Regions from separate parts of the Mus musculus genome. Here region 2 is linked to region 1. Evidence: chromatin contacts called from ENCODE Hi-C or POLR2A ChIA-PET data. All regions are on one chromosome and are shown on one strand. Each heading gives the region's core, a stretch centred on a gene start or an enhancer-like site at or near the end of the contact. The rest is flanking DNA. Distances are from core to core; before and after follow the strand shown.

The links. Hi-C counts contacts between places; a loop is a spot of excess contacts on that map. ChIA-PET counts read pairs that join two places held with the same protein, here RNA polymerase II (POLR2A).
Region 2: a map of left cerebral cortex shows a loop between it and region 1 (2.1-fold over the local background). The contact joins the promoter of Slc16a4 here to the promoter of Rbm15 in region 1. A Hi-C loop is called at or near these places in 1 of 37 maps with a recorded cell type or tissue (left cerebral cortex). POLR2A ChIA-PET finds 5 or more read pairs at or near these places in 3 of 5 experiments (Patski and embryonic stem cell).

What each region holds. Positions count from the first base shown.
Region 1 is chr3:107,330,667-107,337,156 of GRCm38, forward strand. Rbm15 (RNA binding motif protein 15) reads right to left here and starts at 2,623. Exons shown (of 2, transcript NM_001045807.1): 1 at 1-2,623. The coding sequence starts at 2,414.
Region 2 is chr3:107,287,312-107,293,190 of GRCm38, forward strand. It overlaps Slc16a4 (solute carrier family 16 (monocarboxylic acid transporters), member 4), which reads left to right and starts at 3,919. Exons shown (of 9, transcript NM_146136.2): 1 at 3,919-4,104; 2 at 5,097-5,214. The coding sequence starts at 5,128.

The DNA.
Region 1 (6,490 bases), core at 1,373-3,872:
TGCATGTTGGAAGGGAAGTTGCTGTTCTTCAGTAGAAGCATGCCCTGCCAAGCCAAACAGAGTTTGGGAGAGGATGCTGCCACAGGAGCTGTCCCTCCATCCTGTTTCTGGGAAGGTGGCTTCTGCTTTGATGAAGAAGTGCTGGCACTGGGTGCATTGCCATCAGATCGGTCTTCCTTTTTCAGAGGGTTTTTTCCCTCTGTGGGAGCAGCTGTCCGATGCTTCCTATCCCGTTCAGCTGATGCAGAGTTTTTACGGTCTCGCTTGTCGCTCTGGCTCTTCTCCAAACTGCCCCGTCTATCTCTGACTGGGGAAGACCTTTCCAAGAGGAGAAGACGAGATGATCGATCATTGTCACTGTTGTAGCGATCTCTGTTACTGCTCAGTTCTGGACTTCGGTCAGGAGAAGGAGTGCAGTGACGCTGTTTTCGAGGCCGTTCACTCTCAGGTGATCTATCAAGATGCCGTCCTCCACTTTCCTCAGGCAGCCTTCGCTTCCTTGGCTGGTCCCTGCTGCTGGGCAAGTCCCGATCACCTCTGTCCCTGTCCAGTGACCAGCCATCCCTCCTTCGATCCAAGCTATCTAGTGGCTCATAAGCAGTGACAGCACTAGTTGCAGCCCGAGCACTGCGTTCTCGAACCGGTGGTGGGGGTGGCACCCAGTCAGAATCAGTATAAAGGTCCCTATCACGATCTCTGTATAGTAAGGGTGGTGTCCTGTCCCGAGCACTCCTCAAAGGGTCAGGTGCTCTATGTCCAAAAGTATCCGTCACTAGTTCATAGTGGGTCAAGGGCAGAGGCTGAAGATATTGCTGCTGGTAACGATGTTCTGTGTCTGCAAAGTCTACCCTGAGGCGACGATCTGGGCCACCAAGTGGGAATCCACGCATATGGGTCCAGGCAGCATGAGCTGCATCCAAACTTTCATACTGTATATATGCCCAACTGTCACCTTTACGGTAGTCTATGGTTCGAATGGTGCCAAATCGGTCAAATTCTCGTGCCAGGGCAGCAAGAGGCACCCAGGGTCCCAGACCACCCACCCAAAGTCGGGTAGTGGGTGTGGCTTTACCATAACCAATCTTGATTGGATTCCGAATTATAATTTTGCCAGACATTGCAAGTTTGGCCCTGTGAGACATGTCTAGATTCTCAAATTTGAGAAAGCCATAGGTACTGGTCTGGCCTCGAGAAGGCCTCTTAATGTCCACTTCTGTGATGACTCCAAAACGATCAAAAGCCCTTCTGAGATCATTTTCCGTCACAGTGATATCTAAGTTGCCCAAGAAAAGTGTCCGGTTGGCACGCTGATCGTCCTCAGGTGATATCTCATCCACTTCTCGGAAAGGAGCCGCACCTGCTCCAGCTCCCACCCTCGGCTCCAGGCTGTAGGCCGGGCGCACCCGGTCATAGAACGGATAGTCTCGTTCTCTTTCCAGCTCTCGGGGCAATGGTGGCGGGGGTGGAGGAGGCAGGCGGCCCAGGGCCAACTGCTGCAACCGGTAGTCTCTGTATCCCAGAGCAGCACCTCCAGGGGAAAGCGACCTCTGACCTCCCCCTCCTCCAGGGGCGTGCCGGTGGCTACCGACTGAGGTCCCGACCACGCTGGATGACGGGGCGTAAGCATCTTTGTCTAACGGGGAGCGGCTGCGGCGCCGGCTCACGTACACGGCTTCTATCTTCAGAGGCCGGTCATAGAGCACCAGGCGGCCTCTGGCATGCTTGGCCGCCCTCGCGTCCTCTGGCCTCCGGAAGTTCACAAAGGCTACCCGCTCATCCCCGCTGCCAGAACCTGAGAGGTGACTGATTTTGACACTTACATCACCGAAGCGTTTGAACTCGTGAAACAGCCCGTCCTCCACCGCCTCGTCGCTCAGCTGGGACCCCAGCTCGCTGATCTTCAGGGTCTTGTACTCCACGCCGTCCCCGCCGCCGGGCGCGGAGGAGGCGGCCCCGGAGGAACGTGACTCCCCGCCTCCACCCCGGGAGCTGCTGCGCGACTCGCCCCCGCCTGAGGAATTTTTGGTGCTCGGGGAGCTGTAACTGTGCAAGCGGCTACTGGAGCTGCCCCCGCCGGTCTCGTACTCGCGGCTGCCGCCCCGGCTGCTGGACTTGTCCAGATGAAGGCTCCGCCGCGACCCGCCGCTGTCCGTCTTCCCGCTGCTGCTCCCATTGCTGCCGCCGGAGCCCCCTAACTTCTTGCTCCGCTCCCCACGAGAACTGGAGTCCTCACCGCCACGGGAGCGCTTGGGCTTGACCGGCGAGCGCTCCTTTCCTTTCATTGTTGAGGGTCGCCGGAGGTCGTCTCTGCGGAGCTGACTAACCCGCCACCCCGCGCTCGTTTCACACAGCGGACTCGCACGCCGCCATCTTGGACTCCGCCGCGGCAAAGGCTCCCGCCCCGCAGACCTCATTGGTCAATTAATTCACTCTTCAGCCTTCTCATTGGAAAAACTATTTGTCCGTCTTTACATCTCCCCGCGCTCCGGGAAGGCGCCCGCCCCGACGCTGTTATTGGGTTCCCAACGCCCTAATCCCAGTACCTCATTGGTTATATTCGTTGTCTATCTTAACGGTTCCTCGCGCCAGGCTGTAGCTCCGCCCCTCGCACTTCATGGTCACCTGACCCAAAGCCTAGAAGCGTTGATTGGACAAAAACTCTGCCCTGTAACGGTACTTCTAGCACGGCGAACGCAGCGATCCCACCTTCTCTTCCCTTTCATTGGTTTGTGGCCACGTCTTTTAAATCACTATCGGGAAGTCTGGACATCAGTTCAGGCGTTTTTTCCTGAGAATTTGGCTCTCTCCGATCTCGCGAGAGACAAAGAGCTCGCTCGCTCACTCGCTCACTCGCTCGCTCTCTTTCGACCCCAGTCTTCCAACTTCTCCGGCGGCTGAAGAAAGTTTAAATCTGATTGGATGTTGACGAGGAACATGATTGGATAAAAGCGCTGTCCATCACTCACTTAAAGGAGTAGGCCCATAAACTGAGGCGTCTGAAGGTGAAAGACTAAGACCACGCGCTTGCTGTGCGACGTCACTTTGCTGTCGCGAGATGGTGACAGTGAGTCAGGCCCGCCTCCCCGCGCTTTCGGCGTTCTCTTAAACATTTGTTAGGTCCTTACGGCGTACTTGCCTGTGCTTCGGTCCTTCGAGTCTGGAACTTGCGGGCTCCTCACTGTCCTGTCTGGGCGGGACAATGGGCTCGGTGGTCCTTCCGGCTGCTGGCCCTCACTCGATCCGCCTAGGCAGCTGTCCCGGACAGTCCAGCCGACACCATCTTAGTTAGCTGCCTGAAAAAGCCCCACCCCCGTGCGCGAGAAAACGCCTGCCCCGGTCTGTGCGGCCCGCTGGGGCGGTGAGTTCAGGGTTCACAGAGCCTCGGGTCACGCTGACGCCCTGGGCGGTACCGAGTCACTGCCCGCCCGCGGACACAGGGAACAGCGCCGCGGAGCCCTGGCCAGTCTCAGTGGCCGCCTTAGGGCCCGCAGTGTCCTGCAAGCCCACTTACTGGTCCGACCTGCAGGACCACTTGCAGATTTTTGCTTCCTGCTTTATGTTGTGAATCCCTGTAAGGTTTGCATTTATAAAAGATGTGTGAGACATAATATAGCTGTGCTTTGCTTTAATGTGTCACACTTCTCACTGTGCGGACACTACATTTATCTCGTTTCTAGGACTCCAGCACTCCGATTAATCCATAGTAGGACCCAGTAACATGGCCACCTTGCTCCCTCCTATATCCACTTCCTTTGACTCCTTTAACCGTGATTCCCGTCTAAACGCCTCCCGTCTCCCACCTCTGCGACCCCATGCACCTGAATCTCTTAAGCTTATGTAATACTGGTGATCATGAGATTAGATGCGTAGTCTATCCCACTAGCGTTTACCTCCTGGTGAGAGGAAATAGGCTTTTTGCAGTCTTCCCAAAAATGTACCTAGGAGAGATGAGAAAGATTTTGGTATTTACATCTTCTAAGACTGAGTAGAGAATGTGTTTTAAAACAGGACATTTTACAAGGTGATAAGAATGCCCTTCCCCAAAACTTGAATTCTAAATTTATAAGCTACTTGAAGATTAGATACAGCAACCTGATTAGCCCTATTTCAACCGTTTTGTTTTGTTGGTATATAACCCTGAAATTGGTGAACAGTTGGGCCAAACTCTCTTGGTCACAGCAAAAAGATTTGAAAGAAGCTCAATATGTAAGTTATAAACCGCAAAATACTATAAAGCATAGACATATTTGTATATTAAAAGTAGCTGTTATGTGGCTTTTGGAACACCTGTATCCCAGCTGCTCTTGCGGATAGGATCACAATTGCTTTCTTCATTAGCTAGAGTAACTTGGTAACTTGGTGAGATTCTGTCTTAAAACCACCCCTACACAAAAGTCTGGAGACATAGCTCAGGACCCTTGGACACCTATGTGAAGCTCTAGGTTCAATTCCTAGTACTGGGAAAAAAAATTCTTTTAAAGATTTATTTAGCAGTGCATGATGGTGTACCCCTTTAATCCTACCACTTGAAAGTCAGAAGCAGGCAGATCTCTGTAAATTCAAGACCAGAGTTGTCTATATAGTGAATACTAGGCCAGCCAAGACTGTATAACGAGACTTTGTCATAAAAATATTTATGTGAATGTCTGTATGTATGGTAGTGTTCTAATATCCAGAGAAGCCAGAGAGGGTGATAGAGCCCCTGAAGCTGGAGTTACAGGGTTGTGAGTCACCAATCTGGGCCCCTGGGAAACAAACTGTAGTCCTCTGTAAGAGCAGCAAGTACTCTTCAACGCCTGAGCCATCTCTCCAGGCCTGCAAAAATAATGTTTAAAAGATGTTTAAATAATGTTAACATAAAATGCCATCAGTCAGAGAAAAAATGTGTATAATAAACTACCAGTTGTGGTTTTAAAAATCGTGGATTACATATATATGCTTACACTTTTATTGAAATTGTTACAGAGATTGCTCTTAGGGGCAGGGATTAGCAAGAGAAATTTTCCTTGTAGGATTTTAGTTTAAAAATGTACAATAGTAGGGTATTTCCTGAAGACCACCTCATGTCCTGAACACAGAGTCTCAGCAATTATAAGATCATGTCCGTCTTATTTTTCTTTAAGTCTATAATCCTATTCACATTCTCCCCTGCTCCATTATTCTGTTCCAGGCATGCCTGATACATTTTTGCCTCAGATGTGGAATCTATCATTCCTACAAGAACATTCCTGTTCTCTTTAGTGGAAAATGATACTGAAAAATAAAAACTTGGATATTGGGAGATAAAGTAGTTGTACACACAATCTCTAAAAAAGCATAAAGAACTTTTCAGAGGTGTGTTCATCTATTTTAAGATTATATGAATACTAAAAAAACAGGAATTGAAGTTAAACCTTAACCTGATTACTCAGTGGAATAGTCAATCCAGAAAAACTTGGAGTGACTGTTTTCAGCCTAAATTGATTAACGCAGGTGATTCACTGATGCAGAGGCAAGATAAGGACCAGTCAGTGTAGTTTCTCAGACCTAATGGCAGGAGCTTGAGGGAAGCAAACTGAGAACTAGAAACTAGAACTGAGAAAAAAAAGAACTGAAGGAGATGGAAAAAGGACAAACAGCTTAGTGGCTTGTCCTTTGAGAGCATCGGGGAGCTTCAGAGAAGCTGCTTTTGCCACTTCAGACAGTGTGAGGAAGGCTTCCAAGGGAACTGGTGTGCTTCCTGGAGCCAAGAAGACTGATAAGTTTAATGCTAACAGTAAAGGCCATCACCTTTTGACAACAAGGGTCAAAAATAAGTTTGTTACATATGTTTGTCCATGACAACAAAATGAGGTCCTAAGCATTAAAAGTATAGTCATTTATATATTCTGCTTGTATTTGACTTCAAACAAATGCTCATTGAAATAGAAAGCAAGCATTGAGAAGACTTGCTGTGATTGATTTATTTTGATGTCATTTCCTTTGTGTTCTTTGAAGCACTAAGCTGTGTAAGTGAGGTTTTAGCAACTTGTATTTACACATGTTCCTTGAAGAGGGCTGAGAAAGGATAAAAATGACCCATGGTTTAAAGGGCAAAGACCTGAAACTCTTCTTTGGGTGTTGTCAATAAAATTGTTGAAAAGCAATCCAAGCTTTCCTCTTGTCTCCAAGTGATCAGTGGTCAGATCCAGGAGGGCAACTGTCCTCAGTGAGGAGAATCATAGTGTTTATGAAAGAAAAAGCAAAAGTATATGCACAACTTTAAAAATATCAGTATAATTTCAATGTTCTTTCCCTCTTTATTCTTCCTGGGTTTTATTGTGTATATATATCCTCACAATTATAGTTGCAATATGAATTTATTGTAGACATTGAGATCTGTTTAATTTCCTGGTATATGAAAACAAGCCTAAAACTCGAGACTGAACATTTTCCCCTTCCATAGTAGTAGATTAAAATTTTCTGTCTCATCTCCTGAAGTAAAATGAGTGGTCTCTTGGGAGCAAGGTTT
Region 2 (5,879 bases), core at 2,669-5,168, 42 kb before region 1:
AGGAAGGATTGCAGCCCCTAAGGGGATAGGAACCCCATAGGAAGACCAACAGAGTCAACTAACATGGACCCTTGGGGCTCTCAGAGACTGAACCACCAAACAAAGAACATCTATGGACTGGTCCCAGGCTTCCCTGCACATATGTATAGCAGATGTGCAGCTTGGTCATCATGTGAGTCCCAAATAACTGGAGCAGGGCTATCACAAAAGCTGTTGCCTGTATGTGGGAGATGGGCTGCCTTGTCTGGCCTCAGTGGGAGAGGAAGCACCTAGCCTCAGAGAGACTTGAAATGTCATGGTGGAGAGATACTGGAAGGGGGGACCCAATCAGAGGAGAAGGGGAGAGGGGATGGGGTTAGGATTGGGGGGGGGTCACTAGGAGGGGGCAGTGAGGGGGATGTAAAGTGAATAAGTTTTTTAAAAGAGAGAGAGAGAAAGAAAGAAAGAAAGAAAGAAAGAAAGAAAGAAAGAAAGAGAGAGAGAGAGAGAGAGAAGGGAGGAAGGAAGGAAGGAAGGAAGGAAGGAAGAAAGGGAGGGAGAGAGAGAGAGAAAAGAAAAGAAAAGAAAAGAAAAAAGAAAAGAAAAGAAAGGAAAAGAAAAGAAAAGAAAGGAAAGAAAAGAAAAGGAAAAGGAAATGCCTCCATAAGATATGACTGTAGGCAGGCCTGTAAGGGCATTTTCTTGTTTAGTGATAGGGAGGGTCCAGCTCACAGTGGGTGGTGTCATCCCTGAGGTGGTCTAGGGTTCTATAAGAAAGCAGGCTAAGCAAGACAGTAAGCAGTATCCCTCCGTGGCTTCCGCATTAGCTCCTTCCTCCAAGTTCCTGCCCTGTTTGAGTTCCTGTCCTGACTTCCTTTGAAGATGAATTGATATGGAAGTGTAAGCCAAATAAACCCTTTCCTCCCCAACTTGCTTTTTTTTTTTTTTTCCTCCAATTTTTTTTTATTAGGTATTTACCCCCAACTTGCTTTTTGGTCATAGTGTTTCCCTAACTAAGATACTCAGTTCTGATGATCCACTGGGACTCGAAAGATGCAACATTTTCCTGTAATCATGTTTATTATAGTAAAAGGAGAACTGACAAAGAGAAATGGTGTTTGGGACAAAACGAGAAAAGAAGCAGGGCAAAAAGTTCCAAGAACTCTCCTTCAGTCAAGTCCCATAGAATGCACTGAATTTCTCCAGCACCGAGTGGTGATAACATTTATGAAATATCTTCAGCTGCAGAAGTCATTATACACCCAGTGCCCAGAGGAGACTGATCACATGAGCATTTTCTACTAGCAAATGTCCAAGTTCCAGGTTCCCAGAAGGGAGTGTTTAGCATAAGTCAGATTGTTTGCTCCCTATAGGAACAGTAATAGTAGAAATTCCCCTGAAGGCTAAGTTCCCAAATGCTAGCCAGAAGTGGGAAGTGGAGGTAGGGGTTGAAACAGGGTTTTCTCTGCATAAACTTGGCTGTCCTGGAACTCACTCTGTAGACCAGGCTGGCCTTGAATGCAGAGATCTGTCTACCTTTGACTCCTGAGTGCTGGAATCAATGGCATGTGCCCCTATGCCCAGCTTTGTGAGCCGACCTTTTGTTTGTTAGTTTCTAGAGACAGTGTTTCTCTGTGTAACCCTGGGTATCCTGGAATTCACTGTGTAGTCCAGGCTGGCCTCAAACTCAAAGATCCACCTGCCTCTGCTTCCTGTGTGCTGCCCAGCTGGGAGCCAACTTTTTACAACTAAGGACTCAACCAGGACAAGGAAAGGTTCAGCTGGGTGACTTTCCTAACCTAGTAGTGTTGTGCTAAACTCTGAGTCCCAAGGGCTGAAGAGTATTCATAAGTTATCAGACAGCAGAACAATGGTAATAAGAAGTTATGGGGGGAGCCGGGCGTGGTGGCGCACGCCTTTGATCCCAGCACTTGGGAGGCAGAGGCAGGCAGATTTCTGAGTTCGAGGCCAGCTTGGTCTACAGAGTGAGTTCCAGGACAGCCAGAGCTACACAGAGAAACCCTGTCTCGAAAAACCAAAAAATAAAAAAGTTATGAGGGGGAGGGGCTGGAGAGATGGCTCAGCAGTTGAGAGCACTGACTGCTCTTCCAGAGGTCCTGAGTTCAATTCCCAGCATCCAAATGGAGCTCACAACCATCTGTAACGGGATCTGATGCCCTCTTCTGGTGTGTCTGAAGACAGTTACAGTGTACTCACATAAATAAAAATAAATATCTTTTTTAAAAAGAGAAATAATAGTAAATTCTTACCAAATAGCTTTAGGGACAGAAGCTAAAAACGGTTATAGGCTGAGATATTCATATGTTTAAAGACCCCGTAAATGCAACATTGAATCAGTAGTTACAGATGCTGAAATATTAACTAGTATCCCAGATAGCTTAACAAGTCTTTCCTCTTATTAACAAGAATGCATCACAGTTTTTTCTTTTTTGGGGGGAGGGAGTGGGAGTGGGGGCAGTGTCTGACTTTTTTTTTTTTTTTTTTTTTTGGTTTTTCAAGACAGGGTTTCTCTGTGTAGCCTTGACTGTCCTGGAACTCACTCTGTAGACCAGGCTGGCCTCGAACTCAGAAATTCACCTGCCTCTGCCTCCTGAGTGCTAGGATTAAAGGCGTGTGCCACTACCCCCGGCCTGGCAGGGTCTGACTTTAACCCCAATTTGCTCAAACTCAGCAATCCTCCTTACTTCTGCATTGTATGCTGAGACTGTAAGTGCGAGCTACCATACACTGCAGTAAGAAATATTCTTGATCCTAAACAATCTTGTAAAATAGTATTAATAACATTTTATAGCTTTCGAAACAAATTCAAAGAGGTTAGCTTGTTCAGGATTTCAAGACTTAAAATGCAACGTTGAGCTTCTATCCAAACCAGCATTACTCACTAGCCCTCAACGTTTCAAGAGTATCAATCCTGCCACCAAAGACCTTGAAAACAGTCCCATGGATGGTCACTAAAAACATTTCTGGAGTATATAATTATCTCTTCCTCTGTGTTTTGCCTTCTGCTGACTGTTTCTTTGATCTTTCCCACCAACACCCATATCTGCATCATGTTTCCATGGTTGCGTTCACGGAGCGTTCTCCCAAACTAAGCCATCCTTCTTTAAGAATTTTAATAAGAAAAATTAGAGATGGGCTTTAAGAGGATGAGAAGCCCATGTTTAAAAAACAGAACAAAGGTGCAGATTTCCAGATCAAACAAAGAAACCATACTTGGGCTTAAAATACACTCTGGATTAAAACCTGGAATGTTGGTGTAGGAGATCAAAGGCACTATTTTGTTGACTTTTTTTTTTTTTAATGTGGAAGGTGGAGCTAAGGAAGGAAATTGGACTGGAATGTTGAATTATTCGGGTAATTTTCTAGGACTCAGCCTTAATTATTCCCAAAATTCAGTAAGAAAAAGTTTCATTAAAATTACTGTAAGTATATATCTTCATGGAAAGTTAAAGTAATCGGGTTCAAAAAAGCGATTAAAATGGGGCCTGAAACCCCAAATTAATCATACTACTGAGTCAGAGGGCACAAAGGGGCACAGAGCAGCCTGGATTTACTAAGGACTGCAGTGGGTTTGCTAAGATGGACTAAACCCAGGTACCCACGTTAAGCAGGCACTCTATCATGGAGCACTATCTAGCATGGAGCACTATCTTCAGCTCCAGCACTGCCATTTGTGGTCCAGAAAGAGCTCCCCCGTCTCTGGAAGACTTTTATGCTTCTTTTATAAACTAGTCTCAGCCTCCCTGAGGAACTTTGGACAACTTTCAAAAATCTGGAGTCCCATCCCCCATCCCAGACTTGAGAAGATTTTCTCCTTGGTTTACCCAATGGCTTTTGGCCGGAGGTGAAAAAAGTGTACCTTGTGGGCTGGCTGGAAGGCTGGCCTGAGTTGTTCTCAAGTTACAGCCTTTCCTCCTCCTCCCTCAGGAAGTAAAGTCCACAGGCAGGAGCTGCTAAACCTCAGCGCTGCCCCCGCTTGACTACAGTGCCTGGTTGTTTCCACCAAGCAGCGGAATGGGAAGCCTTAGAAAGAGAGTAACGTTTTAGGGAAAATAATTTTTCACCTGAAATTTTCTTGTCTCTAGAGGATTCATTTGCTTAAAGGTAAGGTGAAGTGGAATTGAAATTGGGTGATGGGTTGGTCTTCTCAGGGACCTGGAATGACTAGAATCTCTCTGTCTAGAATTATCTAATAGAAATCTCTCCCCCTACACACACACACACACACACACATCTCACAACTGGCATCTTTCTGTCTAATCTAACAGACCTTACTTTTTTAGACACTAAACACACACACATGCGTCGCATACACACCTGGCTGCTTTCACAAGGACAGATGAGGATAACATCCATTCCTCAGAACACGTTCTTTCTCAATATGTGGGTATTTATTTACTCAACTCTGTCTGAAGTTAGCACACTATGACATTCTAATCTTGAATGCTTAGCATCTCTCTCCTAAGGTGGAGACTAGTCTCCTGCAGAATCATAAGTTCACCACCACAACCAAAATATTTAACCTATTTAGTACCCTCTATTTCAAATCACTCATATTTCCTAAGTGGGCTTCCCAATTTGTTTTTCTGATCTAGTATCCTCTAAAGAGATAAGTTACTTTGTTGGGCTATCTAGTTCTTTAAAATACCTAAGCTCCATAAAAAGGGGCTGTCTAAACCCAAGAGCCCCCTCCCATTTAACTTTTCTTTAGATTCAAGGGCTGGTTCACAGGAATGGATGGGTAACACATGGCTTCCTCTAAAACTGGCTTACAGCTGATGGAGATCCTGAGCACAAGTAGAGTGGCCATTCCCATCAGGGACTCGAGGTTATTAACATCAGGCAGACTTCACGTAACTAAGGGGGAACGGAAAAGTGAAAAGTTTCATACCATGGAACAAAATAAAATTTAATAGTTTAACATGCACACCTATAATCGCAGCCTTCAGGAAGTAAAGGAAGGACAGCCACAAGTTCTAGGCCAGGTGGAGCCACAAAGCAGGTCTTAAAACCAACCAAAAAGACAAACAAAATATCCCACTTACAGTTAGATTACTTTCTTGACTACTGAATCAACTGTTTTGCATCTGTTCCAGTGATCTCCGCATGTAGCCTACAGGAAGCATCATGGTGAAGAAGGAAAAAACGCCCTCCCCTTACACCAAACCCCTTGATGGAGGATGGGGGTGGATGGTCGTGCTTCATTTTTTCCTGGTAAGTGTTTCTTTCCCCTTTCCAAGTGCTGAACTGTACGAAGAAAAGCTCAAAGCAGTCTAACAAGATCGATGAAGGAATCTTGAGATTTGAGTAGACAGGAAGCCAGGAACTTGCCCAAACTGCTAAGATCAGAGGCCACCTTGGCTGAACCCAGAAGCTGAGCTGTTTGTTCCCCTGAGAGAAAGGAGAAGCCTTCCCATCCAGGCCTCTCCGCTGCCTCTTCATCATCTCTCAATCAGAGAATGCTCCAGGCATGGCTGGCAGTTCTACTTTGGCAGAATGGCAACTGGGATTTGGGGACATCGTATTTTCGACTAAGTAAGAGCTAGCACAGGTCATTCCTAGAAAGTACTCAGCTCTGCCAGGTGTGGGAGATGCTTAGAACTCCAGCACTGGGCAGGGTTGAAGGGATGCAAGGGAGGCAAGATGATTGCTGATAGTTCAAGACTAGCCAGTCATACATGTTAAGATTTTATCTTGAAACTAAGTGCCCACCCACTCAGCCTAACATGTACACAATACTTCAGACCACTCATGCTGTTTTTAGCTACTTGACACAAACCTGTATGCATCTGGAAAGTGGGAATGTCAACTGAGAAACTGCTTCCATTGGGCTGGCCTGTAGGCAAGTTTGTGAGGACATTTTCTTGGTGAATGATAGG